Regions from separate parts of the Mus musculus genome. Here all the other regions are linked to region 6. Evidence: chromatin loops called from intact Hi-C (ENCODE). Cell type or tissue: heart. All regions are shown on one strand. Region 1 holds the start of Add3 (adducin 3 (gamma)). Region 2 overlaps Mxi1 (MAX interactor 1, dimerization protein). Region 3 overlaps Add3 (adducin 3 (gamma)). Region 4 holds the start of Gm52402 (a long non-coding RNA gene). Region 5 overlaps Add3 (adducin 3 (gamma)). Region 6 overlaps Xpnpep1 (X-prolyl aminopeptidase (aminopeptidase P) 1, soluble). Region 7 holds the start of Mxi1 (MAX interactor 1, dimerization protein).

Region 1 (4,000 bases), 130 kb before region 6:
ATTTAGCTATAACATCTTCCAGAAGTGCTCGAAAAGAAACAATTCTATCAATGAGTCAGCCTTGTACCTTAAATACACAGGTCATTCTACTGGTCAAGTAACTTCATTTTAAAAGGACATATTACACTGTACTCTTACTAGAAGTCTGCCAAAACCCAAATCAGTACATGTTCAGCACACTGAGGATGGAGTCCATTCTAAGAAAGGCAATCATTTCATACTGCTAACTCTAAAATTTCTATAATTTTATAAATCACTGTAAAGAACTCACACATGTTTATGTAGCTCATCCCAAGCCCCAGAGTCTTATCAATTCCTTCCTGAGCCTGGCTCCTAATCCTCACTCAAAGCCTCTTGGCTGAGCTAAATCCCACACCACTCTAGCAAAGTCAATTCCAAGAGCACATGTGCCAAGGATATTTAGTGGTTTTCCTTACACTCCCACTTTAAACGGGCATCTACTTGCAATTAAATCTCTGCAACAAAAAAAGTTCACCTGAGGCCATTCTTGTCATTTTAATAGAGGCCTGGTTTAATAGTGGCCTTGCCTCAGCTATTACATACCTCCAAAGAGGTTGGAAGTGCCCCAAACACCAGCAAACCAAATCTGCTGCCAACTGGGCTGTCACCCCGCAAGGAAGAATAAAGTATCAGGAATGCTTGAAAGGTTATAGTGTGTGTGTGTGTGTGTGTGTGTGTGTGTGTGTGTGTGCGCGCGCGCGCGCGTGCTCGTGCGCACTTTTAGTGTGTGTGTGCTGGGGAGGGTCACACTGATTAGATAAAGTGGTTGAACAATTTCAACTTGTGACTGAAGTTTCTTAAGCCACGAGGGGGTAAAAAAAAAAGAAGAAGAAAAAAGAAAACAACAAATCAACACGGTCTTCTTCCACCTTCTCCAAGCGCGGGAACCTCCCACCGTCCCCGCGAGCACCTTCGGGGTCAGCAAGGCTCCCCGCAGAACAGGATTTTGCAATCCCACGCCCTCGCTGGGGGAAGCCGGGGACGCCCGGGTGAGTCCCGGCCCACTCTGCGGCGCCGCACCCCGACTCCTCGCCCCCAGGTCTGCACTCCTCGGCCCCGTGGGGCTCGCGTTCCCGCCCCGAGCACGGTTCACCTGAGGCCGCGCGGCCAGCCAGTCCGAAGCCCCCTCGGCGTGGGAAGCGCGGCGGGACCCCGGGCCCTCCGCTCCCGCAGGATTACCTCGCAGCGCAGCCGGCTTTGTGCCCACTCCTTCGCCACCGCCGGGCTGCAGCGGCCGCCCGGTCCGCCGCAGCCGCCTCTTAACGTCGCTCGCTCGGTTCCCGAGGAGAGGGCCGGGAAGGGAGGGGGCGTGGAGACGCAGGACCTGGACGCCGAGCCCTCGGCAGCGGGAAGTGGCGACACCTGGTCGCCGACGCGTCTAGCTCTCGCTGCTTCAAAACATCATTTAAAGCCCTTTCCTCTCCCTCCAGCCCCTCGCCCGCACGACCGTTACCGGCGGGCGCCTCGCGCTCTGGCGGGACCAGCCGAACTCCCCACGAACGCCCTCTGGCCCGCCCCTTGGGCTCCGCCTCCACAGGGTCCAGGACTCCGCCCCCTACAGGCTTAGTCTCGCTTAGCACCCCGAAGGCCCCGCCCCACAGGCCTGAACGCCTTGGCCCCGCCTACCACAGGCCACGCCTCAGGGCTCTTGATTCCGCCCTCTACAGGCTTGACCCTTCTAGTACCCCAGCTTCAAGGCCCCGCCCCATGGCCCGAGAGCTCTAGCCCCGCCTCTTATAGGCCACGCCCCAGCAGCCTTCACTCCGCCCAGTACGGGCTGGGCCCTCGTAGCTCAAAAGCGTGCCCCTGGTTCCGCCCTTCGCCAGCCCAGCGTTTTTGCTCCGCTCCTAATAGGCCACGCCCCCAACAGGCTCTCGCAGGTCCAGGCCCCGCCTCTGCTGCCCCTTGAGATCTCTGGCCCCGCCCCTCGAGGCCCCCCTTCGAGCTGCAAGCTCCGTATCCGTGCAGCTGCGGCAGTGGGGGCCTACGTGCTCCGCAGGCGGAGGGCCTGTTGCAGGGCGCCTGCCTGGCGCCTCTGCAAGGTCTTCCTCCCTCAGTGCAGCTCCGATCCGCTGCCGGAGAAGGAAACGACCCCGAGAGAAACCCGATTGAGAGTGGGAGGGTGACGCCACGGAAACATCTACCTCCCCAGTCCTAACGTGCTTCCCCCACCCAGTGAATCTCAGCTGAGCCGTAGCTTTCAGATTGAGCTTCTGTGGCCCACTGAGGCCGCTGGGTTTTTGGGGGGAGAGGCCACAATAGTTGGACTTCAGCTCGGCTCCCACAGGAGGGGGCCTCGATTTTCTCTTCAGCATATTTGCGTTTGGGGGAGCCTCCCGCCTTCACTCACTCCCACAGAGGGACGGGGCAAGGGCCTTTATATTCATTTGGACCAGCCCAAACTCTGCACTCCTACTTTGGCTAATTGCCTCTTAAACCTTCTGAGAGCTGACCTCTTGGGAGATGAAAAGTCTAGGCTCCGCCAGCAGCCTTCAAAATCTGTCTAAAGCCAGGCAAACTTTGCAACACTCATTTGCAGAGTCGGGGATCCCTCCACAGGTGACACTGGGCTGCCCACCCCCGCCTCCCAGACGGGTTTCTCACCCCAACCTATTCTCGAAATAGACCTCCAGGCACACGCTCGCTGCTCTCCTCTGCCACCCACGACTTGCACACCACTCCGGCACACATGCCCTCTCCACTGCACGAATTCACCCTCAAGCACACTCCTCCCAACACCATTCTAGTGATTCATGGTCCCTGGGGTTAACCCCACCCTAACACACACAGCAAACTTCATTTCCCCACCCTTATCTCCCGTCCTTTCCAAGGCACTGGCGACAGGCCACTTCATTTCCTTCCTCATCTGCAGGCTCTCTTCCCCCTCAAATACTTCGCGCCAGCCTCCTCATCTTCATCCCCTTTCCCAAAAAAAAATGTGCTAATTAAAATGTAGTTTCCTCTTCCCACATACGAAGTGTGGCAAATGAATAGCGTTCTTGGCAAACGCTGCAATTCATTTATCCTCCTTTTCTCTCTCCACTGGACTAAAGCTATAGAAATTTTAGTCTGCCACTATCACCCATTTGCTTTTTTTCTAAAAAGGAGAGAGAGACCATGTCTTCTTATTTTTAAACACTCAACATTCGTGGGGGAAGTCTTGCTAAGCTTTAAGGAGAAAAAACGGCATCTAGGAAGCGCTCAACCCATCATTTTATTTGCCATTTAAAAATATCTGCAGTGTTTGAGAGCGAGATTGGGAGTGGCTGTGTTTTCTGCATTTAAAAAGAAAAAGAAAAATGCTCTGCATGCATTAGGTTAGCCTTTTTTACGCATAGCAAGAGAGGAAAAAAAAGTACTGTAGCATCACATATCATATAATAGTCTCTCCACTACCCAGAACGTGTGTGTGCCAGACAGAACTGTAGACCCCAACCCACCTCCAAAGGACTGCAGATTCACATAACGTTTTAAGCATGGCTGATGGGGAGTGCATTTTGCCACCATTGCCTTTCCCACGCGTTATGAACAAAATGGGAAAGAGATGTGCTTACCTGCAGGCGATCCGAAGCTGCTTTGCCAGCAGGGGAGCCGACGTGTGTCCGTCTTCCCCGGCTTAGGTGTGGATTCTGCAGTGCTGCACGGGAACCCACTGCAGCCGCGGAGCAGCGGCGGCGGCTGCTGCTTCTCCCAATGCTGAGTTGTAAAGTGTGTGACTTAGAGACTCCACGGTTGCCGTGAGGCGCTGGCTTAGAAGAGAGGAGGCAGAATCTCTCTTAAAGGAATGGGTTTGGTTTTTCCTCTCCACTGTTGCTTCATCAGATGTAAAGGGCGGGGGGGTGGGGGGGGTGGGAGGGGAGAGGAAGATCAGGAAATTTTTTTTTAGACTGAGCAAAACAGTACAGCTGTGGGAGGTCAAGGTTAAAATTAACTGGGTGAAGGGAGCGACTCAATGAGAAATGCTAGAAGCACTAATTTT
Region 2 (4,000 bases), 360 kb before region 6:
TAATTTAGGCAGCAAGTTTACTAAAACCCTTTTGACGCCAGTCCGTCTAGACCTCCCACTAAAAGCGCTTGGCCTGTTTGGGAATTAGTACTTAATATTAAAAGATCCCAACCCAAGTGGTTTAACAACATCTGTTTTACATTAAACCAAAAACTAATTCACAGCTCTGTTTATTAATCAGGGTTGCTTTAAAGAGGTTGGGGTCATGGAGAAATAAAATTAAAGATAGAAAATTTATGTTTAGGCATCCGAATTTTTTGGTGGTGTCAACTCTCTATCATAGATCATAGGTGGATCTATGGATTTCTATGGATTCATCAACAAATTCTGAATAGTAACTAAAATAAGCTAATCATAAAGTAGGTTTAAGGGGTTTGCTTTTGATTTTCTTGCATGAAATATAGCTTCAAGCCATGTCCCTCTCTCATGGTAAGAATTCTGCATTTTCTTTCTCTCTTTCTTTCTTCCTTGCTTCCTTCCTTCCTTCCTTTCTCTCTCTCTCCTCCCTCCCTCCTTCCTTCTTTCCTTTGAGATCTGTTTACTTATGTATATGAGTATACTGTGCACTGTGGCTGTCTGCAGACACACCAGAAGAGACACTAGATCCCATTACAGATGGTTGTTGAGCCACCATGTGGTCGCTGGGAATTGGGAATTGAACTCAGGCAGGACCTCTGGAAGAGCGGTCAGTGCTCTAAACTGCTGAGCCCTCTCTCCAGCCCCCAAGAACTTGGCATATTTTAAACAGAACTTTTTCTAAGTCTAAAATTTATTTCAAAATAGAAAGAATGTATATACATATATGAAAAAAAATTGTGGTTCACAAAGGCACTGCCAGAGAATGTTAGGGTGCACAAAGCCCAAGCTGGGGGCTGGGAGTGCGGCTGGGCTCACTCTTCCTAACCTAGCACATGCTACTCGCTGGGTTTGCTCTCTAGCACCAAAACAACAGAAGCTAGACGACAGTACTACATTGGTTAGTGAGAGCCGATGCAGTGTCTACAGTCTCCCCGCCCCCACCCGTCTCGGAGACTCAGGACTTCCTTAGAAAGAGAAGCTGCCTACCTCGCTCTGAATCCGAGCGATCTGAAGAGATGGTTGATCCAATGCTGTCCATTCGTATCCGCTCCATCTCCTGAGGCCCCTGCAGCTGTTCCAGTCGCCGCTTTAAAAACCTCTGTTCTCGTTCCAAGTTCTCTAGCTGGTGCTGGCTCTTCCTCTCCGCTTCTTCAAGTTTCTAAAATGAAGATGTTTTATTCACACCTGTAGTCCAGTCTAGTACAGTAAAACTAATTCCTGCCACAAATACACATATGTGGGTATGTATGTACCCTTGCATATATAAATACTGAGAAACACTTGCGTTTTAAACATAAAAACAGTGGTCTTTTTCCTGTATGGATGCTATGTTACTTGAACAAATGAAGTGAACTATAAAAGTCTGTGAGGTAAGTTCCACAAAGAGAAACCTCCTGCAATGTGGTATTCAGTGGAAAATTACTGAGAGATAAAGCCAAATAACAGCATCTCCGCCAGAGGGCGCAGCTGCCTTCCTTCAGGGTATCGGAAAGACCTTCCCCAGCATTCTCAGGTCTAGATGGCCACGCTGTAAATTTTTTTCATTTATTCGCATCATGCTGCCCCACTGGATCGCTGGTGAGATTTTACAGCCGTTTCTCTGGAGGGCAGTTAGTGAAGAAGAGGACGGTCTAGTGAGCTGTACACGACACACACAGGAATCAGTGCAAATATGGAAAGAAAGATTCTCACCTTGATGTGTGCTTTGGCTTTGTTGAGCAAACCGAGTGTTGTGTGCCTGGTGCAGTCTGGGCCCAGCGGGATCAGAACTTTCAAGCGTTCTAAACACAGGCGCAGGTGAGCTCGTCTAAGAAAGATATCAGCCAATCAGCACAGCCTGGAGAGCCACTAGACACACACAGCAACTTTGAGCTATTAGCCAACAGCCATATTTCACTCCCAACTTTTTAAAGTACCTGCACGGTAGTGGCGCCGACCTCCCGCCCCACCACTCTGCCCTGCAGACAGAAGTCACTTTAGATTATCAGCCCCCATGAACTCTGTCAGACAGCGAATTGTCTAGGCCGCTCCATAAGCTCCGTGCTGTGCTGTTACTAAAGCAATCGAGCTTGGTTTCCCAATGCCTGAGAGCACAGGCTGGAGTACCGGTTTCAGCTACGGTACCTCAAGGAGCTATAAAACGCACTAAGGTTTCCACCTCCTTCCACCTTTTAATTTTACAGACACACACAGACACACACACACACACACGCACAGGCACGCACCCACACTGTTCAGTAACCGCAGCCATCCCAGAGGGCTGGATGTTGTTTATGTAGAGGCAGAAGGACGTGAACACTTCCTGATCTTCAAACATTTTTTCAGTCCTTTATAAAACGTCAATTTCATGTCCAGCGCAACATGGACGACAAAACTGTGCCTGCGGTGGTGGGTTTCACACCTGTGTTGTGAGCGGGCTGCTGCTCATTCCTTTCCCTTCCGCCCTCATGAGCTACCCTGTTTTCCCCACAAGGAACACAGGTGACAGAATTACTTGCTTAAAGTCCCGAATTCTCCGACAGACCATTCTCTGGGAAAGTCAGAGGGAATTTCTCCTGGAAATGCTCCAGGAGAGCCTTGTACACTTGTGGTCTCCAACTATGACCATGTACATAATGGGAGGTGCCAAACTCTGCTGCTCTCCACCTTTGAGTCTGTTCTTTACCAAGCGCTAACAGTTCAGCAGGGGGCTGTAGAGATGGCTCAGTGCTCAGAGCACTGACTGCTCTTCCAGAGGTCCTGAGTTCAACTCCCAGCAACCACATGGTGGCTCACAGCCATCTGTGATGGGATCTGATGTCTTCTTCTGGTGTGTCTGCAGACAGCTACAATGTACTCATATACATATACATATATATAAATCTTAAAACAAGACAGTTCAGCTGCGTGCAGCACGTGGACTCCTTTGGGGCTGTAACTGAACTTCTACAACAGTCTCAGCTGTATCAGGGATAACGCAAGCCCCCCACTTTCCTCTCAAAGGGGACTTTGAGTTTTAATACACAACAGTGATGTCAAGTGACAATTTCCAGTGCAGGAGTTGAGAGAGGGGCGGGAAAGGTGTAAGTGGTCACCTGTGTCACTGACAAGCAAGGGTGATTGAGGGCAGTGAGGTCAGAGGTTTGGCCAATAAAGGCAGGCCCAGCCACAATCATCAAACAATCAGAAGCGAATTTCTAGTCCTTTTACCGAATCTGCCATCTCAAGTCTAGCACTTGACTCTGCAACTTAATGCAGATAAAAGACTGCTTCGATTTCTCTGTATTTAACAAGTTAAAGGCTGCTCTGCTCTGCTACCTACCTAAATCTCTCCGCTGAGGAGCTGCACACGAGCAGGCTCCTCTTGCTAAGCAGACCAGAATCACCATTAAAACCACGCACCATGTGAAGGCGCCTTCGGATTCTACAGTAGGATTCTACACTGTGGTTTCTGCCTAACTGCGCTCCATAAGACACGGCTCGAGGGTGACACACATGCTGGCCATTTTCTTATTAATTAGAGGCTCTGCTCTGAATTCAGCCTTCTACAAAAGAAAGCAACCAGAAAAATGAAGGAAGTATGTCAGAGGAACACTTCTGCCGATTTTGTTCAAACTGCTCAATTCCAAAAGTTTGTCCGTGCAGCAAATTATCTTTTAACATTTTAGGTTTTTTTTTTCCTTTTTTTCGAGACAGAGTTTCTCTGTGTAGCCCTGGCTGTCCGGGAACTCACTTTGTAGACCAGGCTGGCCTTGAACTTAGAAATCCACTCGCCTCTGCCTCCCGAGTGCTGGGATTAAAGGCATGCGCCACCACACCTGGCAACATTTTAGGTTTTAAAACTAGTTTTCTACTGACTAAAAAGGCTAAGTCACACCTGTTTTGTCTTGCTAAAAAAACCTTCACTGAAATAGCAAACCCAAGGATGTAACTCAGTAGTAAG
Region 3 (4,000 bases), 230 kb before region 6:
GTAAGTTCACCTTTGCCTCTAAACACTGGGATGAAATGTGGCATCTAAGTTTTATGGGTTCTTTTCATTTTTTTAAAAAACAGTTACTTACAGCAACTTCAGTAAGAAAAAAAAGAAGAAAACGAAAACGTGAAGTCTTTCTGTGGAGGGTGGAGCCCGAGACGCAGCGCTTCAGACTTACCGAAGGCGGCTTGTCCACAACGATCCCCGCCAGCAGCTGAGACTGCGGCCCTGCTGTCTTCAGATCATAGCGATTCTGTTCCCGGATCTGGATGCAAAGAACAAGTTCTTGGGGTGACCATGAAGATGGCCGCTGCGCTCTTTTCCTAAAAGCTGTTGTCTTACATGCTCGAGAAAGAGTCTCTTTAATTTTCATCTCCACGAAGCCCTTTCCACCATCTGAACGCTAGCTGGCACTAATCCCCACCCCGTGGCGCTCAGTGTCCTCCTGTCCTCCCTGTGAGAGAATTGGACTTTAAAGCACACAGGCATTGAGGATTTTCCCCTCACAGAGCCTGCTCACTAATGACAGCGCAGAGCTGAGCTTAAGCTATCATTGACGCACTTAGGTAGTCAAACTTCTAACTTGTGCCTAGAAGCCACCCCTGGTGATTTAACCATGGAACAGGGTAAAAACTGTACTGAGAATTTCTTCAAGCACCCAGCTACGCTATGTAATGTGATTCTGTTCTCATACCAGGGGTGGGACATGGAGCCACTGACTGTGACTGTCTTGTGCTCTAGGAGGGCTGTGATTTTTGCCAGCTGCAGATAGTTTAGAGTTCTGGGGACTCTTGAGAGGGTATAAATGCGAGAGCCTGAGATGGCCTGGGGTGGCTGCTGTAGCACCGCCCACCCTCCCCTGCTGCTGTCTCTGCTGCTGAGTTTGCTATTGGTGGCTTGCTGGTTGGAGATATCCTGATGATGGAGACTGGACTTGCCCCAAGGACCTCAATGCTCCTAAGCCGCAGGAAGAAGTCTAAAGAGGTCTACCCCCTCTCCCCTCTATCCTTCTCTACCCCCTAGTATTGGGGGTTTGGAAGGGATTGGGGTGAATAAGGGTTGGAAGGGTGGTAGCTAACAGAACCCAATAAAGTAGCCCAAAAGTCCCCTTCAAGAAGTCTCTCCTATGAGCACAGAGCTGTGGCTTACCTTATTTCTCTTTTCTAGCACCTCCGTCGGGTTTGTGTTTAAAGGAACAAACTGATTGGGGTCTTCAATTTTGATCGGTGTCCCACTACTGACTTTAGAGGAGTCTTCTGCTTTCATCCACTAAAGAATAAAGAATAAAATCATTTCTAGAGTGAAGCTTTGCATTAAAGAAGTATTCGACATTGAGTAGCCAGGCTGAATCTCATGGGGGCCTATTACTGCCAACTGTAGTTTACTAAGCAGTTTCTTGGTGGCTAACTCCTATCTCATGCCAGTTAGAGCAGCTTCACAAAAACATTCACTTAGATGAAGCAAAGGCCATCATGGTGCACATGAGTAATTAATTACACTTCTAATTAAAGCTCTCTCCTCCTGACAGATGCAAGCAGGATGTGGAAACTGCTATAGACAGACACACACATGGCTGTGATTGGCTGGCATCTGGACTCTGTCTCCTGCAGTGAATCTCACAGGGTAACAACAGCCAGCAAGTCATGGAAACACTCACTCACTCGAGAAACGTCTTCAAGGTGCACACCTTTTGGTTTTGGTTGACATTAGGACAAGGCTCGAAGCATGCGGTCCTAATGGAACTACAGGGTTTGAAGGACCTCTCACCCTACACTCTCACCCTTAGAGGAGGCTCATGCAAGACCATGGTTGCTGACCGGCAAGCTCTGATTATTGAATAAATTCTAGGAAGCTTATCAATTTAATTACTTATTTTTTCCTGAAGAAACCTTATAGACAGGTAAAATAAATGTCTAAACATTTCCATATTGAATTGATTTATTTATATGATAGTGTGAACTCATTTTAAGCAGCTAAGGAATGCTTGGTGGTGCTGGGAATTAGAGAACCAGCCTTTTATACAAGCACCCAGAAGGCAAAGATGGGTAGGTTTCTGCAAGTTCCAGGACAGCCAGGGCTGCACAGTGAGACCTTCTCACTTCTCCCAACCCTAAGTAACTTTGGTGGTATGTACTTCAAAACCAAACCAAATCTGAACTAAAACATTTAAAACAGATAAAGTAACCCATCTCTAGCTACAGGGTGATCCCTAAAAGTAACTATATAACTATGCTAACTTACGCAACTAAGGCACAGTTTGGTGTTGGAAGGGTTCACGTTTGAGTGCACTGGGCTGCACCAGCCACACAGCAGTGCAATGCATGCTTACCAAGAAGGTTCAACAGAGTGTTGCCACTCAAACTATGCTTTTACCCTAAAACCCAGTCAGCCTCTTTGGATTCTCTAGCTAAAAAGGGAGGGAAAAAAGTATCCACTTTGTATTGGAAGAAAGTGAGGAGCTGGAGAGATGGCTCAGGGGTTAAGAGCACCGACTGCTCTTCTGAAGGTCCTGAGTTCAAATCCCAGCAACCACATGGTGGCTCACAACCATCTGTAGTGAGATCTGATGCCCTCTTCTTGTGTGTCTGAAGACAGCTACAGTGTACTTAGATATAATAATAAAATCTTAAAAAAAAAAAGTGAGATTATCCATGAACGGGGTCTAGAACAGAGCCTTAAAGTGAATACTTGATAAATGACAGCGGCACTGTGTTTGCAGTGTCTCCTACTTTTCTAATAGCTCAGGCGTGGGACATTCAACTCGAGAGTAATTACGTAAGTCACTTTGAGAAGGCAATGCTCTGCAGAATGGAGGCGTACCGTGATTTTGGTCCTGGGACTAGTTTCCCCGTTCCGAGACTCCTCCGGCACATTCACCTTCATGTAAGTATTTGGTGAATTCAGCCATCTTGTTTTTTCACGCTGCTGTCTCTGTGCCATGAACTTGAGGGGAGAGAGTGGAGCACTGTCATCTTCAAAGGAGAAGGCAGTCACGGTTGCAGGGATCTCCACGTCACTCTTGTGCCTAGGCTTCTCTCGGACCAGAGGATGCCTGTACGCATAGCCTGTTCTGTAGCCCTGTGGGAGGCAACGGCCACATTGAAGCAAGCGAGCCTGTACCAACAAAGCACTCGGTGCTATAGCATTAAGCAAATGATTCAAAAAGAGTCCCCAGATGAAAGACATGTAACACTGGAGTTGAAATTAAGCCAATTTCAAGATATGATTGAAAGTGGCTGCAGCTGGCATTCCAACTTCTATCCAACTGTCTTGACTTCTACATAGGAGACTGGTGTTGAGAAAACAGAGCTGGAGTCTTTCTTCCTAGGTCTAAAGAGAACCTGTCTCCTAACCCTCCACTGAGGATGGTAATCAATCTCAGATGACATCTTCCATGCCATGTGGCTAAGTGGTCAATATCCTATATCTAAGAAGCTAAATAAAAGCTACAAGCAAAAACTACCTATTAAGGAAACACAAGGAAAGGACCTGAGTGTTCTGCAAAGGACCACACTCAAATGCACAGGTCCATGAAAAATGCAAATGAAACCACATCTGTCAGGGTGTCTAGTGTCAGGCAGACCAGAGATGAGTCTAAGGGAAAGAGGGAAGAGACAAACGTCCCTGTGCACTGTTCTGGTGGGATTAGAAATTAATACACCCAACATCAAAAGCAGTGCGGAGGATCCTCATCCTATTAAAGTAAGTAAATATAGCTACTCCATAATCTAGTAACCTCACGACTTCCTGGATATTGATAGAAGGAAGGAAAATCAGTAGGCTGAGAGGTACTCACACCTCCGTCTTTATTGCAGAATTAGTCACAATAAGATAGGGAATCAGCCTATGTGTCTATCAATAAAGGGATGGATAAAGACAATGTGGTTAGCTTTGGAAAAAGATATATTTTTTCTGTTGTGCAGATTTAAAAACTTTTGAGCTTTGTGCATTATGTCTCAATAAAACCTGCAAAACTATAGAAGAAAACGTAAGGAAA
Region 4 (4,000 bases), 200 kb before region 6:
CACTTCCTCATAGCCACACACCTTATATATGTTAATATATTACTTGCAAATCTGTTACTGTTCAATAAAGCATGAGAACAAGCTTTCCACGGACAGACACTATTAGGAGATGGGGGATTAAGGAGTGCAATGCAGCAACTATAAACGGTGTCATAAAGGACGGAAGTATATGCCGTACAATTCTGAATTCTAAGCAAAAAGAAAAAAGTATTCGGGGTGAGGAGCCTTTAGAGGAGAGGTGCAGAGCACGACACAAACGCTGCTGAGTGTTCTGGAAGTTGTAGGTGTCAACTGCATACATAGCTGCTATGTATCATTTATAGGCTATCAGCAAAATGTGAAATTTTCATTTTACCTCTAAAACTAAGTAAGCGTTAGTTTGAAAGCATGAAGCTTTACCATCAAACAAGCTCGGAAAAGACTATGTTAGGATCTAAAGCGTTGGCCGGGCGTGGTGGCGCATGCCTTTAATCCCAGCACTTGGGAGGCAGAGGCAGGCGGATTTCTGAGTTTGAGGCCAGCCTGGTCTACAGAGTGAGTTCCAGGACAGCCAGGGCTACACAGAGAAACCCTGTCTTGAAAAAAAGAAAAAAAGAAAAAAAGAAAAGAAAGGAAGGAAGGAAGGAAGGAAGGAAGGAAGGAAGGAAGGAAAGGATAGGATCTAAAGCGTTAAGTACAGCACAGCAAATGCACAAGGCCGGGACACTGAGAAAGCCAGGCAGGCAGGTGACAGACATTCCTAGTGCTCAGGAGACAGACGGAGGAGGGTGGGGAGCATAAAGCCAGCCTGGTTTACAAGAGGAGAAACAATAACAACCAACCAATCAACCAAACACACAAAAATAAAGAAAAAGGAAAAAGAAAAGAAATAGAGGAAAAATTGGCTTATAATGCCTGTATTTCCAGCACTTGAGTTCAAGGTCAGCTTAGGTCACAATAAATTCCAGACACACCTGACCTATAGTGCCTGACTGTGTCAAATGAGGAAAGTCAGGGAAGAGATTATATGGCTCGAAGACCAGATGAGCAAGGTGAAAGAGAGGACTGGTGACATGAGTGTGGCCCTCACAGGTTAGTTCTGTCACTGCGTCTCCTAGATCCAGGAAACAATCCAGAACATGACCTCCACGAGAAGTGAGGGGTTATGAGGTGAGCACTCGTTGCAGATCCGGGGTTCAGGAAAGACTCAGCGCTCACAGGTTAGTCGCTAGCAATCCCTCAGATAGTTGGCTCATTCCCACTTGGTCCTCCTGGGGACAAGGACCAGCTCCCCCATCCATCGTGAGCTTAAGTCTACTTCATTCTTTGTACAGGACTGAGTTTCAAAAAAATCAAAACTACTTGCTTTTAACATTTTCATAAGTTAATTTTGAGGTCAAGTTCATTCCTAAGTGGTCAAGTTCATTCCTAAGTATTACGGCACATCATCCAGACTCAGAAAAAATTTAAATGAGTATTAAAAATACAAGTGATACAGAAAACCTCCCCCAATTCCCACTTTCTATTTATTAAGCTAAAAATATTTTGGTTTTTTGTTTTGTGTGTGTTTTTGTTTTGTTTGCTTGTTTGTTTGTTGTTTTGTTTTGGCCATGAACATTTGGGCTTCCTGCCTTCATCTCCCAAATTCTTGTATTATAGGTATACTGAAAAAAATTTCCAATTCTCTTCAATCTGAAGAAATACATCCTACAAGGCACATCATTAAAAGTGAGTTGCGTTTGTCAAGGAAACTTTTACCCCAAAGTCTAGAGAACTGAACTGTTGCCATATACCACACTTCTGTGTCTCTTCCTAGGGGGATCACTGTGATCAGTGGGGATAGGAGAGGCCTGCAGATGGGGAAATGAAACAAAGTGCCTTACTTCAAATACAGAGCGGATATGCAGCCAACCATTGCACTGAGCACAGGGTCCCAGATGGAGGAGTTAGAGAAAGGGCTGAAGGAGCTGAAGGGGTTTGCACTCCATAGGAAGAACAATATCAACCAACCAGAGCCCCCAGAGCTCCCTGGGACTAAACCACCAACCAAAGAGTACACATGGAGCGACCCATGACTCCAGACTTATATGTAGCAGAGGATGCCCTTATTGGGCATCAATGTGAGGAGAGGTCCTTGGTCCTGTGATTCCTCGATAGATGCCCCAGTGTAGGGGAATTCCAGGGCAGGGAGGCAGGAGTTGGGTGGGTAGGTGGGCTAACACCCTCATAGAAGCAGGGGAACAGAGGATGGGATAAGGGGTCTCAGGGGTGGGGGACCAGGAAAGGGGATAACATTTGAAATGTAAATAAAGAAAATATCCAATTTAAAAAAAAGGGGAGGAAGGGGCTGGAGCGATGGTCAGCCGTCTGGAGCATACTACGCCTGCAGAGGACCTGAGTTCTAGCTCCAGCACCCACTGGGAGGCTCACAACTGCCTCTTTATTCCAGCTCCAGGGACCCTCTGGCCTCTGCAGGCACTTACGCTCACATATGCACAAGCACACATGTACACAAATATTAAAAATAAAACAAAAGTGAAGTAAAATACACACAAACATTTAACAAAGCCTTTGCTCTATTTCAGGGATCTCAGCTGGAGATTTGGCTTTCTTTACCACAGCTGGTAAAATCCTGCTGGTGAAAAAAAAGTCAACAGATTTTTACTACAAAGGGTCTGATTTGAACAGATCTTCCAGCCTTTGTAACTGGGCAGTAAGAAGACCCACAGAATCATAGCCTGATCTGCTTTCTTCTTGGAAATTCCGTGCTGAGCCAGGATGTGTGACACATTAAATCCAGAGAATAGTGCCTAGAAATTACTTCGCAGTATTCTTTGGTCATAACCAGCCAGGATAGAAGCCTGACGATGCTTTTTAAGGGAGCCCAGAAGCCTGACGAGGGCTTTAAGGGAAGTCCATAAAAGAGATTCCTGATTGGCCCCAGAAATTTGTTTCACATTTGTACTTTTTCAAAATCTTTATTTGCCAAAATTCAATCCTTTAGATGTCAAGTTTCCACCTTATGACTTATTTGTGTGTGTGGATGTGTGGATGTGTGTGCCCAGGTGCGCCTGCAGAAGTCAGACGACAACCTCAGGAGGCCTCTCCTCTGTGATGGGCTCTATGATCTAACTCAGGTTGACAGCTTTGTTTAACAAACCTTTTATTTGCTGAGTCATCTTGCCAGGCCTAAAGCTGAAGTTTGATATTCCTTAGGAAACAGGCAATTCCCAGCTTAGAATGGTTTGGACTCACATTTTAGAAACCACGTGACATTGTGAGAACAATATATATGCAACATAAACTATACTTTAAATTTTGATCGTTTTTATGGGCCTAATACAGTAAGATGGTCTCTGTTTTTCTCAAGTTAACTAAAATCTTTACTAAGTAACTTCTGATATCAGAAAGTAAACCAGTGTTCTCTAAGCAGAGGAGTGGTACTGCGGCCACCACAGAGAATATTTCTCTGTCCTTGAAGCATCTCTTCCTCCTCTTCCTCTTGCCTCCCTCGATCTTGCCCTCTTCCTCCTCTTCTCTCTTGCCTCCCTCTCTCTTGCCCTCTTCCCCCTCTTCCTCTTGCCTCCCTCGCTCTTGCCCTCTTCCCCCTCTTCCTCTTGCCTCCCTCTCTCTTGCCCTCTTCCTCCTCTTCCTCTTGCCTCCCTCGCTCTTGCCCTCTTGCCCCGCCTCTCTCCTCACTCCTCACCTCTCTCCGCGTGGTTATGGCTGGCCTCTACTCTACTTCTCTCCTCTCTCCCTCTCTCTCTCTCTCCCTCTCTCTCTGGCTCTACTACCCTCTTAACTCCCCTCCCCATGCCCTGAATAAACTCCATTCTATACTAAAAAAAAAAAAATCTTCCTCTATTTATGTTCATGTGTATGGATGCTTATATGTATGTCTGTGCACCTCATGCATCCTGGGGCATCAGGTCCCCTGAGGCCAAAATTATAGATAGTTGTGAGTTGCCAGGTAGGTCCTGGAACCAAGAGCAGTAAGTGCTCTAAGCACAGAGCCATCGCT
Region 5 (4,000 bases), 220 kb before region 6:
CCTGCTGACCTCAGAGTGCTCCCTCCCTTATCATCTACTTCCCAGGTCCTCCCTTTCTCCTTTGCCTTCCCTGAGTTTAGGCTTCTGTTTTACCCCTCCCTCCTTTACTTCTCTTCATGAACACACTCACACACTCACACACTGTCTGGTGCTATTCTGTGAGAACATCTTCTCTGACCAGGTCCTCCTCCTCCATCCTGCTAGCTATTTATTTACAAAGATGTATTTATTATTATATCTAAGTACACTGTAGCTATCTTCAGATAGCACCCAAAGAAGGGGTCAGATCTCATTCCAGATGTTGTGAGCCACCATGTGGTTGCTGGGATTTGAACTCAGGACCTTCGGAAGAGCAGTCAGTGCTCTTAACCACTGAGCCATCTCTCCAGCCCGTGACAAAGTAACATACACAACTCAAGTCCACAGTGATTCTACTCTCACTTTTCTTGCTTTCTTCTCTTTATTCCTGTAATGTTGACATTACAACGTCTATGAGCTCAATTAGCAATCTTTACTCAGTATTATTTTTAAATTTTATTTTTAAAAATCTATCTATCTATCTATCTATCTATCTATCTATCTATCTATCTATCTATCTATCTATCTATCTATCTATCTATCTATCTATGTCTTATTATGTAGCCCTGGCTGGCCTGAACTTGCTATCTAGACCAGGCAAGCCTAGAACTCCTACAGATCTGCCTAACTCTGCCTCCTGATTGCTGAGATTAAAAGTGTGCTCCAGTCTTTACTTCTGAAAATTTCCTGGTCACCAGTGGTAACTTAACCACGGTTCACTGCTTCCACATGGTTCCTTACTTTCCAAACTTGGGTCTATGTCTTAACTCACTTGTAGATACTGCAGCAAGTCTCTTCCACTTCTTGCTCCTGCCTGTGGCACTGCTTAAATTGTAAGAACTTTTAAAGAGAAACCCAATTGGTGGTGTGTGGTAGTACATTCCTATAGCCTGTGCACTTGGGAGGTGGAGAAAGCAAGATCACAAGTTCAAGGTCATCTTTGACTATATAATGAGTTCAAGGCCAGCTTGAACATGAGATCAACATGAGATCCTGTCTCAAAAATAAAATAAATGGTAGGTTCAAAGTAAGAGATCATCAAAATTTGCAATATTGCAAACTACTCCAAAGAAACAGTTTCAATCATGTATAGGCCAAACAAAATACTTAAAAACAATTTTTCAGAGAAAGGGTTTCTCTGTGTAGCCCTAACCATCCTGGAACTCACTCTGTAGACCAGGGTGGCCTTGAACTCAAAGATTTGCCTGCCTCTGCCTCCCAAGTACTGAGATTAAAGGCATGAGCCATTGTGCCCAGCTAAAATACTTTAATTTTTAATAAATTTTTATAGTCACCATTATTTTATTCTTACATAACTTCTACTTCTTACATAACTTCTCTGTTTTCACACTGCCACAAAAATCTTCCAAATGGGTCCATTTGCACTTCCTGACTTCTAGTCACTCCTGGGATATGGGATATGGCTTTCCTGCTACCATGTTTTGTCACCTATAACCACAAACATGTTCCTGATGTGGAACTAGGATGCTCAGAGGGGCGAGTCTGCATTAGTCCCTTCCCCATGTGGTACAGTGGCCTGGGTGGCACTTCTCTGGATCTGCCTGCAAGACACTCTCCTAAGCACTCAACTGCATTTTCAATGGCTGTGGCATCTCAGCAACTCAAAGCAAACATGCCACAAGTTTCTTTCATTTCCCAAACCAAACTAGATCCTAAACCCTGGTTCTTCCTAGTTTTCTTGTTAATTCTATGAAATCTTCAAGTTCATTCTTGCACAGAAAATCTAGTGCGCCTTTAAAAATCACTCCAATTTAAAAATGTTTTCCCACTATGGTAGCAACAAGATGCCAACTTCCAAAGCAGGCCATGATGACATCACAACACATTTAAATATCATGTGCCCTGCCTCTGCTCTTGTCTAATTCTGCTCTATTTGTCCCCTCAGAGGGCACTCAGGCCGCTATCTTTCTGCTCCCTGAAGAGCCCAATCAAATCCCCACTTCTTTCCGATTTGGTTCCTTACCAGGATGACCTCATGTATGTACTACCCAGACTCTCCAAGCACATCACCATACTGTAATTCTTGGCATGGCAATGCCCTATTGTCTGATCACCTGCTTTATTTAGTGTAATTTCCTAACTCCAAGGGAAAGAGAATCTTGCCTGTGTAGTCCTTGTCTCTACAACAGTGCTTAGTACAACAGTGCTTAGTACAACAGTGCTTAGTACAAATGCCCACTGTAACAGAGTGCTTAAAATAGCTCTAGCTTTGAATTGTTGTTTCTGCTGGCAGACTGTGTCTCTGCAAGCTAGGTGACTCACGCGCCTGTACCCAGCAGGTCTGGTCTGCCTCTAAGCTCTCTAGGGTTCTCCTCCCTCATAGACCCACAACTACACAGCTGATGCAGGCACGGGCCTCTCTCTTTCAATGATCTGACTCAGTTTCCTTTCCTTGCCTGGCACTCATGCAGAACAGCAGCCACTAATCCTCTTCACTCGGGCTTTCACTTTCTCTGCTGGCAGCTGCTTGGGTCTAACAGTGAAGAGTCTTTTCAGTCGGATCTACGTCCTTTCCCTAGATTGCTACCCCAGGACCCTCAGGCCCAAGGCAATGGTGCCCTTGGAGTTCTACAAACGCCCCACCTGGCACCCTCCTACTGTTGGGTCTCAAGTGTTTAGAAAAGACTTACATTCAATAAAATATGACTTAGAAATCTCTATCAACAAAAGAAAGAGACAGCGGGGATACATAAAACAAAGAAAAGCCCCTTATCTCTTGAGTCTTCCGTGAGGCTGTCTGCTGGCCCTATGTGGCCTCTGCACCTGCCCGCCACTGCAAAGGCTCTGAATATGGTTACAGCTGAAACACTAGAACGTCCAGCCCATGGTCTTAGCACTTCCAGGGAGTTCAGAGACACAAATTGCTGCTCTTAGCAATGAGCTACACAATGAGTAAAACGCCTGGTCCTTTATACGATGCTCTCAGAAGCACACCCTTCCAGATCTGACTACCTGGCCCTCTTCCTTCCTTCGTCAGTTTTCTTCACACAACAATCAACATGAGGCCATAGGAAAAGGGGAACGGACAATTTCTTGTGAATGGCTTTTGAACATTTTCTTCTACAGTTCTTGTTATGGCTTGATTCTGAAATGTTCACTAACGGATTATATGTTGAATGCGTGGTCTCCAGTTTGCGCCCTATCGTGAAGGCTATACAACCTTTGGAAGTGTTGCAGCTGCTGAGAAGTAGGCCACCAGGGGCAGGCCCACTCTCTGTCTGCTCCCTGTGCTGTGCTGTGTGTGTGTGTGTGTGTGTGTGTGTGTGTGTGAGGAGCTGCCGTCTGCGGCTCTCATCTCACAGGCAGAGCTGGGTTGCCTTTGCTGCCGTGGTGGACTGAATCCACTTGGAAACTGTGAGTCAAAAAAAAAAAAAAAATCATAGATTACTACACTGGTCCTCCAGGGTTAATTAAATTATACATCCATCTGGGAGAGTGACCATGCCTTACAGTATTTTAATAAGGCTTGAAAAGCTTCCTCAGTGGCTGGCTCATATGCTACTCTAAGTATCAGATGTTAGTAGCCTTTAAAAGGTACTGGGGACTGAGCCTATGGCCTTGTGAGTAGTACCAGCCACTGAACAACATCTCTAGACCTCTTGTGGCCTTCATTACTTTTCCCAGGCTGGCCTTGGTTTCATGACCCTTTGCCGTCACTGCTGAGCGCTGGTCCTGCAGGCGGTAGCACCAGACCTACTTATCCGTCCTATAGCTGAACAGGAACACGTTGCTAAGGAGCACAGTGCTCTGCAGCAGAGGAAAGCAAGCATCCCAACGGGGAGAGCAAGCGTACTCAGGGAGGGCGAGGAGAAGCCCGAGAAGGAGCTGGTCACGATGTAATCCGCAATCTGCTGTAACGCTAATAAGCCGCTTGGGTTGTGGCCTTTCTTCATCTGCTCTT
Region 6 (4,000 bases):
AACTGTATGTGCAGCCCTGTGGATGAAGTCCTCTGAGGAGACCTGGGTATGTCCGGAGCCATAACTGCCCCGAGCAGTAAGACCCTGGTAGATACCCGTGCCTGGCAAGTCTAGATGCTTCGTGGGCATCTGTGGGATAAACATGTTCCTGGTGAGGCAGTCAGGGCTCATGGCAGTCAGGTGACTTGGCAGAGTTCTTCTGAAGGGATGGACAGGCTGCGTGCTTGCCGTAAGAAGTGGTACTGTGTAAGAGTGTTTGGCGTAAGCCTTTTCACTCGGCTTCTGGCCTCCCGGGATCACAGAGGCGTCAGAAGCACATTGTTCCTTGCAGGCATCTCGTGGAAGGAGAAGGTTGCAGACCTCCGGTTGAAAATGGCAGAGAGGAGCATCGCGTGGTTTGTAGTCACAGCCCTAGACGAGATTGCATGTGAGTACTCCGGTTCCACGGCGGAGGCATTACCAGATCTCCTCCTTGGGCCTCTGGGAGTCTGTGTGTTCCTGCCATTCAGCTCTCTGAATGGTGAGGCAGTTTGCAGCAGTGTCCTGAAACCAGAGAGCAGATGCCAGCTAACACAGGGGAGGAAGCATTCCAGGTGGGCAGTGCACAGCCAGGGGCTCCTGGCAAACCCTTGTGTGATGCCTGTCTCTGGCCTCACAGTCTGAAGGACTGTGACTTCTCTGAGGAAGAATATTTCTCCTAAACACTTTCTGTGTTGCCCTCTCTTTATACTTACATCGTTTCTAAGGTCTTCACAGAGAGAATATTCTAGTAAAGTTTTTACCTCAGAAAACCTAAGAACTGAGCAGTCTTTAGGCCCTTTCCCTTAATCTTCTGACTTTCCACCACCCTTGCCCTGTGCAGTTGTTCAAAAATCTGTCATCTTCCAGAGTCTGAGGAGCCTGACTGAAATGCTCCCTCCTGTCTTGCTCTGACTGGAAGAGGCTTTTGTGTTTTATCTCCCCACTAGAGAAAGAAAGCCCACCCTGGGATGCCCTGCCTCTTCCATTCCACAGGCTTTGTCAGACATCTGTGATTGTTGTCTCTCACTAACCCTGCGTCAGAGGGAAAAACACACCAAAGTGCTTTCTCCCCTTGAATATAAGACAAATATGTTGCCATTTAGGAAAAACTGCGAAGGGCAGAGGAAGTAGAAGGAAAACAAGGCCACTGAGGAATATTCTTCTCTGAGTCCTGCTCCCTAGTGATGACCACTGTTGACATTTCTGTGTGTCTGTCATTCATTCCGCCTGGTGTTTAAATGTGTCAGCACGCTGGGAACAAACAGAAATGTAATTTAAGCATTGACAATTCCATCAAATGGTTAAACTCCACTCTGCCTAACAGTTTCCATATGGAGGCCTCTGGGCTATTTCCAGTTTCTCTATAAGTTATTATGATATTCTTATCAGGACCATGGCTCATACACTTCTTAGTTTCTGATGATTCTCGTCTTCCTATTTCTGGGTGACTTTGCGGGTAGTCTTGTGAGTGTAAGGGTGAGCATGTGGCAGGACTTTTGGCACATCCATTCCGTCACATGTCAGCAGCCCTACAGTTTTTTCCTTTCAGAAGAAGGTAGTAAGCTTGTAGTAAGCTTGATGTGGGGCGCACGCCTCTAACCCAGCACTTGGGAGGTAGAGGCAGGCGAATCTGAGTTCTCGGGCAGCCTGGACTATGTAACACGTTCCAGGCTGTCTAGGGCTATACAATGAGACCTTGTCTCCAAAACATAAGAAACCGAAAAGGAGTCAGCATGAGGTTAAGCCTTCCTGCTTTTCCTTGAGGAGCCATTATTTTAGCATACAGGCAGCAGCCTTTTGTACTTGGCCCTTTTGCTCTCTTATCTGTAAGAGCAAGCATTAGAGCTGGCAGCCAGGACCAGACCTGTACAGGCTGCTTGTCCACCAGGCTTCTCAAGTGTTTGGTGACCTCATCAGACTCTGGGCCTGGCTCGGGCCAGGCCCTCCACCCAGCTGAGTAACAGCCCTGTGTGGCTCAACCACAGACTCCTGACTCACTACTGAAGCTCTGTGTCCATGGAGCGCAGCGGGGTCTCTAGGTCACCACCTCCGTCTTTCTGTCCTAGGTCTTTGTTTTGGAATGGAAAGAATGCTGTGTCCTCCTTATATTTGTTGGGGCGGGGGGTGGTGGTGGTGGTGCCAGAATTTGTAGTGCAGCAGCACTGAGCTTGGCAGGTGCCCACAACTAGGTTAGCAGTTTCAGCTCTTAGGGGGACACTGGTTAGGGTTTTCTGATCTTGCTCCCTCCTCGGCTTGCATCATGGCCAACTAGGGAACAGTTCTGGTGCCCTCAGGTGGCAGAACCCAGCAGCTACAGCTCCAAGACAACCAAGACAATTTTCCAGAGATTTGGAGCCCTGTGTAAGGTCCCTCCCTCCTTTCTGAGAGATGTGGAATCCTTTGATAGGAGCTGAATTTCTATGCAGAAACTCTTCCCTCCCCCAAAACCTACCTGTTAAGCTTGATCTGGGAGCCAGGCAGCTGACAGAAACTATTTTTAAGAAAATGCTTTCCTTTTTAGGGCTGTTCAATCTCCGCGGGTCAGATGTGGAACACAATCCTGTGTTTTTCTCCTATGCGATCGTAGGCCTAGAGACGATCATGTAAGTGTCCTCTCTCACCCAGGCTCCCCTTCCTGGTCCTCGCCCCGCCGTTACTATAGCTGCTTTCTCACCACGCAACTCCCGCTTTGTCCTTTTGTCCTTGTCTGCCCTGACAGGTGTTTATTTTTATCCTGCCTTCTTCCCTCCAAACCTCTAAATGTCTTGAAATCCACAGAAGTATTTATAGTAACACGAGACTGAGAAATAAGTACACGAGCCTATCAGAACATAGGTTCTTCATGAGGTTCCTGCTGTGTGATCTTGCCCAGGCCACACAGGTTTCAGGTTTCCCAGAAGGCAGTGCAGAGGGAGCCGTCTAGGCTCAGCTGTGTGGTTCTGGACCCCAGGCGTCCTAAAGGCCAGCAGTGACGTGGGGGATCCTGGTCTCTGCTCTGTTGACCTGCCAGGGATCACTTCAGAGCACTGCTTTCAGGCTTTCATTGTCTTTCTATTGGATGGGATTCTGTTCTCTTGTGATAGAACACTCTGAGTAGAAGTCACGTAGGGGAGGAAAGGATAAACTTGACTTAAACTTCCATTCCGTAGTCCATCGTTGAGGGGAACCAGGGCAGGAACTCAAACAGGAGCTTGAAGAAGGCCCTTGCTTATCTGGCTTTCTTATACAGCACAGAATCGCCTGCCTAGGGAATGGTGCCACCTGCAGTGGGCTGGGCCCTCCTGTATCAGTTGAACCAAGACAATTCTCCAGAGATTTGCCCACTGGCCAATCTTTTTGGACAGTCCCTTAGCTCATTTGCACTTCTCAGATGGTGGTAGGCTGTGTCAAGTTGACAGTTAAAACTTAATTAGAGCAGGGACTAGTCTGCACACATCTTTAATTCCAGTTCTCAGGAGGCAGAGGTAGGCAGATATCTGTGAGTTTGAGATCAACATGGTCTTTATAGTTCTAGGACAGCTAGTGCTACAAAGTGAGACCCTGTCTCAAAAAACTATCTACCTACCAACCAACCAACCACCTACCCACCACCAGCAGCAGCAGCAATAGCAGTAGCAGCAACAACAACAACAAAACCATTCTTATTTCTTTTCAGTTTTTTTTTTTAACTTATTGTGTAAAATAGTGGGTTTCATCATAACACTCTTCCACGTATTTATCACTGTACCTTACTGATATTTGGGCATCCCATTTATTGACTGTAAACTGTGTTGGGGCTGGTGGTAGATGCTAGCATGAGTGTCAGGACCCTGGGTTATACTTGAGAAGCTGAGCTCTCCTTTCCCTGAAGGATTCAGGCATGTAAGTGTGGGACCATCCCGTTAGGAGCTGTCCTGGGTGTGTAAGAGGAGATGGCTAGAGAAAGAAAAAAGTGCAGTGAATCAAAAGTGAGAGGGTAGGTGAGCATCGTGGTGCGTGG
Region 7 (4,000 bases), 300 kb before region 6:
GGAGTCGGCGCCACGGGACAGACTCCAGCGACAGAGGGGATCCGGGAGGGGGACGACTACAGAAATCGCGCCCCTCCCCCTGCAACAAAAGCAAACACACCAAACAAAACCACCTCTTCACCCAGCTCCCTACTAGCTGGGCTTTTCAGAAACTATTCTCCAGACGAGTGCACCCCCTCCACACACACACACACACACACACCCGGGTGAATAATCGCTCAGCGACTCGGCTACACAGCCTGACGGCGATGTGCCTCTGGCAAGCCAGGCAGGCACTCGGAGCAAAGAGGCGACAGAGAAAGAAAAGATCGCACCACAGACCTCCCAACAGAAATCCTTGTTTTGGTCCTACCCCGTCCCCACAAATTGCGCTGGCGATACTCGGTTACTTTAACCCTAAAGGCCCGGGTGTATTTGGGGAAGGTGTTTTTGTGTTTTGAGGGCTGGCGTGTGTGTGTGTGTGTGTGTGTGTGTGTGTGTGTGTGTGTGTGTGTGTTGGGGGGGGGGGTCTTGCAAGACCTGACACGTTGCAATCGGGTCTCTCTCCCATTGATCTCCTACTTGTTCTGACAGATTACACATCTCGTTTTTCTCTTCTCCGTGAGTCTTTCTCTCCCTTGGCCCGATCTTCCTTCTCACAGCTATTATTCTGATGGTGCTGGAGACGCAGCACACGCTTGCCCCCGTTAGGGTGCTGCTGAGTCGAATGCCTGGCGAGAGCTGGGGGTTCCAATGGGCAGGGACAAAAATGAAACAAATACAGAGAGGAAGCCCAGGCCCGGGTGGGGTTCCTAGCATCGGTCTCCACCTGGGGGGGAGTGCGGGGGGGGTGGGGGTGGACGGAACCCTGTAAGGCGTTTGCCTTGCTCGTCCTGTGCGTCTCTGAAAATAAAGAAAATGGACACAACCGCCCACACCTTTTCCCCCAACTATTGTTTCTGCGGAATCCTAAAGTTTGCTTTTAGCCACGTCCCCCTCGCCAAGTCCCCCCCTCCCTACCCCAGCGCGCGCAGGACCGCAGGTCCAGGGAGGGCTGCCGGCGCTGCCTGGTTCCTCTGGCCTGTTTCTTTGAGGGGACCAGAGGCCGTGGCATCCCAGAGGCAAGGAGGCACAGGGGAACTGTGTCTGTGGACACGATGGCCTGAGCCTAGTCCTGCTGTGGAAGGAAGGAGAAACGAAGTAGGCAGGAAGAAGAGCCGGAGTCCACGGCGCGGAGAGCTGTTCGGTGGTGGCGGTTGTTATTGTTGTAATGTGTGTCTGTGTTTTCTTTCTGGAAGCCCTGAGCTCTGCAAACGGTTTCCAACTTTCAGCTTCTCATCCCCACCCAACCCTGGAACGAGCGACAAAAACAGAAACAAAACAAAACAAAAAAATAAAAACAAAACAAAACAAAAAAAAAAAAACCAAAACCATAAGCCAAACCAAAACACTTGTCTGCCGGAGTAGGCTCCGGAAAGAAAAAGGAGGAAAAAAAAAAAAAAAAGGGAAGAAAGGCGACCTCGGAGAGACGAGCTCGCAGCCTCTCAGCCCAGTTGTCAGCAAACAACAACACTCCCCCACTCCTCGGCCAGGCCGTCCTCCGGGCCTGCTGGAGACCGACAGACCAAGGCACCGACAGGCTCCCTCTCCCCTTCGCTGTCTTTGTTACATCTTTAGCAGCTTTGTGCGTGCGTGCGTGTCCTTTCTCCGGTGTCATCGGCTTTACTGCCGAGGGTACGTGTGTGTGTGTGTGTGTGTGTGTGTGTGTGTGTGTGTGTGTGTGTTTGTTGCGGGGGGGCGGCGGCGAACCGAGTAAGCGACAGGGGTCGCACAAGGGGGTGAGAAAGAAAGAGCTGGACGCAGGCGAGCAGTCGGGGCCCCCAAACTTACTTTTGTTTTCTTTCTCGATCTGCTCCAGGTAGCTGGCTGCCTCGAGCAGAATCTGCACGTTCTGCAGAAAAGTGTTGATGTGCTTCTCCATCGAGTTCTCGCTGGTGTTGAAAATGTCCGAGAAGGGGCACCGGGGCTTGGCCCCCGCCGGCTCCTCCGGCTGCGCCGGGGGCTGGGGCGCGGCCGCGGCCGGGGGCATGGCCGGGGGCGCGACGGGGACCAGCCCCGCGCCCTCGCAGCGCGCCTCCTTGCGCGGCCGCCCGCGTTTGCCCATGGAGGCACGGGGGTCCGCGGAGCTGCTCCTTGTCCGGGGCTGCGCGGCCGGCCGAGCTGCAGGGCCTCTGGGAGACCCGGCCTGCTGGAGTCACCGAGGCACCGGGGCAAGGAGCCGGCCTGACTGACTTCCCGAGCCTCGCTGCGTGCGGTTGTGAGTGTGAGTGTGTGTCGCTCTCGCTGTGTGGGTCTGTGTGTATGGGAGATTGAATGAACCTACAGGACGGACGGAGGCGCTGTGGCGCCTGGGTCCTAGTGCGAGCCCGATGCCATCTGACCGGTCAAAATAAATGGTGGCGGCTAGGGAGGCAGGGCCCGCCCCCTGCCTATCCAGCACCCTTCCCCGCCTCTCCGCAAATCCTAGCTGCGTAGACAGCACTGTGCTTTAATAAGAATGGGAAAAAAAAAAAAAAAAACCCTCGGATGTCTCTAGGTGGACCTGGATAAAAACAATTTTTCTTTACAGAAAAATAAATTCAGCACAATGCCTGGCACATAGGAGGTCCCCAATAAATGATAGCTGCTAGGCATTTTTTAAAAAAATAAAAAAGACCTTATTTCAAAATCAAACAATAAAAGCCCAATTCTGACGGGAAGAATAGAAACATCACATGTAACTAGAAACTCCTCCCAACACAAACATTTTACACATGACCCCTCACACGCTCGAACACACACACACACACACACACACACACACCTGTGTGTACCTTCACACAAGCAGAGGAAGTCTCCAGGCTACCCTGTCCGGGTTCAGATTTACCGACTCCTTTGCAACCCTTCAAATGCAAAGTTATTTTCCAGGAAGCGGGAGGAGATGTGAGCATCTCTCCACACTCACTCAGTCCAGCTGTGCAAAGCTCACAGCAGGGCGTCACTACAACTGCCTGCCCTTTCACTTGACAGAGTGCCCCCTAGATAGAAGTGGCAACCTAGGAACCTCTTCTTCCCTCCTTCCCTCACTCCCCACTCCCACACCTGGAGTCTTTATCCCCTACTCCCTCCAACAGTTTCACTGCTGCCACTGGGAGCCACCAGGCCTGCCTGACCAGAGTGTGGGAGACACCTGGATAGCCTGGTAAAGAAGGCTTGGAGTTCTCGGCCTACTCAAGCAGACTGAACAAATCAAATCCTCTAACCCTTCCTGGTCAAAATTTGCACATCCCTGAAACCTCTGAGAAGATGCTTTCGTGAACTAAGTCAAAACTACACCTAGAACATCTTGGGCACATACTAAGAATTTTTGTTTTGTTTTGTTCCTGAAGATCAAAGCTTTGTGCCTGCTGGGCAAGTGTTCTCACACTGGGCTACAATGGCAGCCCCTCTGTGAGAACTTTCTCAGTTGGAACCTAGGTCCCCTTTGCTGCTGTAACTTGAATCTAAGTCAGAATGAATGAGGTAAACAAGACTTTTCTGCACTTCACTGGAAAACAGTTCTAAAAGGAATCTACCCAGACTGACCTCGTAAGGGGACCTGGACTTGTGCTGCCCCCTGTCCTCACCAGCCCAGAGACACTTCCCTATACTTTTGTCACAAAGACTGAAAATGGAAACTTTGTTAACAAAGAATATTTTCTTTGCAAAATGCTCTTTAACATTTACAGCTCATGTGTATACCCCCCACTCCCCCCCCCACACACACATAGACCTGCAAGAAGGCCTTTGTGTGCTTTCAAAAATATTATAAAACTAGGCTGTGAATATAACAGAGTGGTAGGGCAGCTTACCTGCCCAGCGTGCACAAAGCCCTGAGTTCATCCCAGGAACACATGCACACGTTTAAACATAAATAGGGGAAGAGGTAGCTCAGAGGCTAAGGGCACTGGTTGTTCTTCCAGAGGACCCAGCTTCAATTCCC

Evidence for each region. A loop is a pair of places that touch in the nucleus more often than their neighbours do. Peaks named below come from ENCODE experiments on the same cell type or tissue, not always from the same donor. Only the 100,000 strongest peaks of a DNase experiment are listed, where the experiment ranks them.
Region 1: it touches region 6 in a loop (4-fold over the local background); 8 of 42 quality-filtered maps call a loop at or near these places.
Region 2: a loop joins it to region 6, with 5 times the contacts of the local background. A loop is called at or near these places in 16 of 42 quality-filtered maps.
Region 3: it touches region 6 in a loop (3-fold over the local background); 14 of 42 quality-filtered maps call a loop at or near these places.
Region 4: it touches region 6 in a loop (2.4-fold over the local background); 2 of 42 quality-filtered maps call a loop at or near these places.
Region 5: a loop joins it to region 6, with 3 times the contacts of the local background. A loop is called at or near these places in 13 of 42 quality-filtered maps.
Region 7: it touches region 6 in a loop (3-fold over the local background); 4 of 42 quality-filtered maps call a loop at or near these places.

The regions. Positions count from the first base shown.
Region 1 is chr19:53,140,290-53,144,289 of GRCm38, reverse strand. It overlaps Add3 (adducin 3 (gamma)), which reads right to left and starts at 1,534. Exons shown (of 15, transcript NM_001277100.1): 1 at 1,201-1,534. In heart, CTCF peaks have their summits at 1,597 (motif pointing left) and 3,604; DNase peaks (open chromatin) are centred at 1,759, 2,729 and 3,689; H3K4me3 peaks cover 4,000 bases; H3K27ac peaks cover 3,842 bases.
Region 2 is chr19:53,367,427-53,371,426 of GRCm38, reverse strand. It overlaps Mxi1 (MAX interactor 1, dimerization protein), which reads right to left. Exons shown (of 6, transcript NM_001008542.3): 4 at 1,771-1,885; 5 at 1,066-1,237. Among named protein-coding and RNA genes, the nearest start is that of Smndc1, 21 kb to the left of the region's middle. In heart, a CTCF peak has its summit at 1,529 (motif pointing right); a DNase peak (open chromatin) is centred at 1,536; H3K27ac peaks cover 917 bases.
Region 3 is chr19:53,235,675-53,239,674 of GRCm38, reverse strand. Add3 (adducin 3 (gamma)) reads right to left here. Exons shown (of 15, transcript NM_001277100.1): 10 at 2,824-3,081; 11 at 1,153-1,272; 12 at 182-268. Among named protein-coding and RNA genes, the nearest start is that of 1700001K23Rik, 18 kb to the left of the region's middle. In heart, no CTCF peak of the experiment used is centred here; no DNase peak of the experiment used is centred here.
Region 4 is chr19:53,205,016-53,209,015 of GRCm38, reverse strand. All of the region lies in intron 1 of Add3 (adducin 3 (gamma)), which reads right to left. Gm52402 (a long non-coding RNA gene) reads left to right here and starts at 221. Exons shown (of 3, transcript XR_003952924.1): 1 at 221-280; 2 at 1,098-1,199; 3 at 1,639-1,701. In heart, no CTCF peak of the experiment used is centred here; no DNase peak of the experiment used is centred here.
Region 5 is chr19:53,226,622-53,230,621 of GRCm38, reverse strand. Add3 (adducin 3 (gamma)) reads right to left here. Exons shown (of 15, transcript NM_001277100.1): 3 at 3,893-4,000. Among named protein-coding and RNA genes, the nearest start is that of Gm52402, 20 kb to the right of the region's middle. In heart, no CTCF peak of the experiment used is centred here; a DNase peak (open chromatin) is centred at 2,397; H3K27ac peaks cover 502 bases.
Region 6 is chr19:53,006,495-53,010,494 of GRCm38, reverse strand. Xpnpep1 (X-prolyl aminopeptidase (aminopeptidase P) 1, soluble) reads left to right here. Exons shown (of 20, transcript NM_001374834.1): 7 at 332-427; 8 at 2,543-2,624. Among named protein-coding and RNA genes, the nearest start is that of Mir6407, 2.3 kb to the left of the region's middle. In heart, a CTCF peak has its summit at 2,326 (motif pointing left); DNase peaks (open chromatin) are centred at 1,934 and 2,274; H3K4me3 peaks cover 221 bases; H3K27ac peaks cover 3,293 bases.
Region 7 is chr19:53,308,843-53,312,842 of GRCm38, reverse strand. It overlaps Mxi1 (MAX interactor 1, dimerization protein), which reads right to left and starts at 2,337. Exons shown (of 6, transcript NM_001008542.3): 1 at 1,870-2,337. The coding sequence starts at 2,143. The region is part of intron 2 of Gm30541 (a long non-coding RNA gene); the gene reads left to right. In heart, a CTCF peak has its summit at 2,353; DNase peaks (open chromatin) are centred at 122, 752, 1,022, 2,382 and 2 weaker places; H3K4me3 peaks cover 2,774 bases; H3K27ac peaks cover 2,536 bases.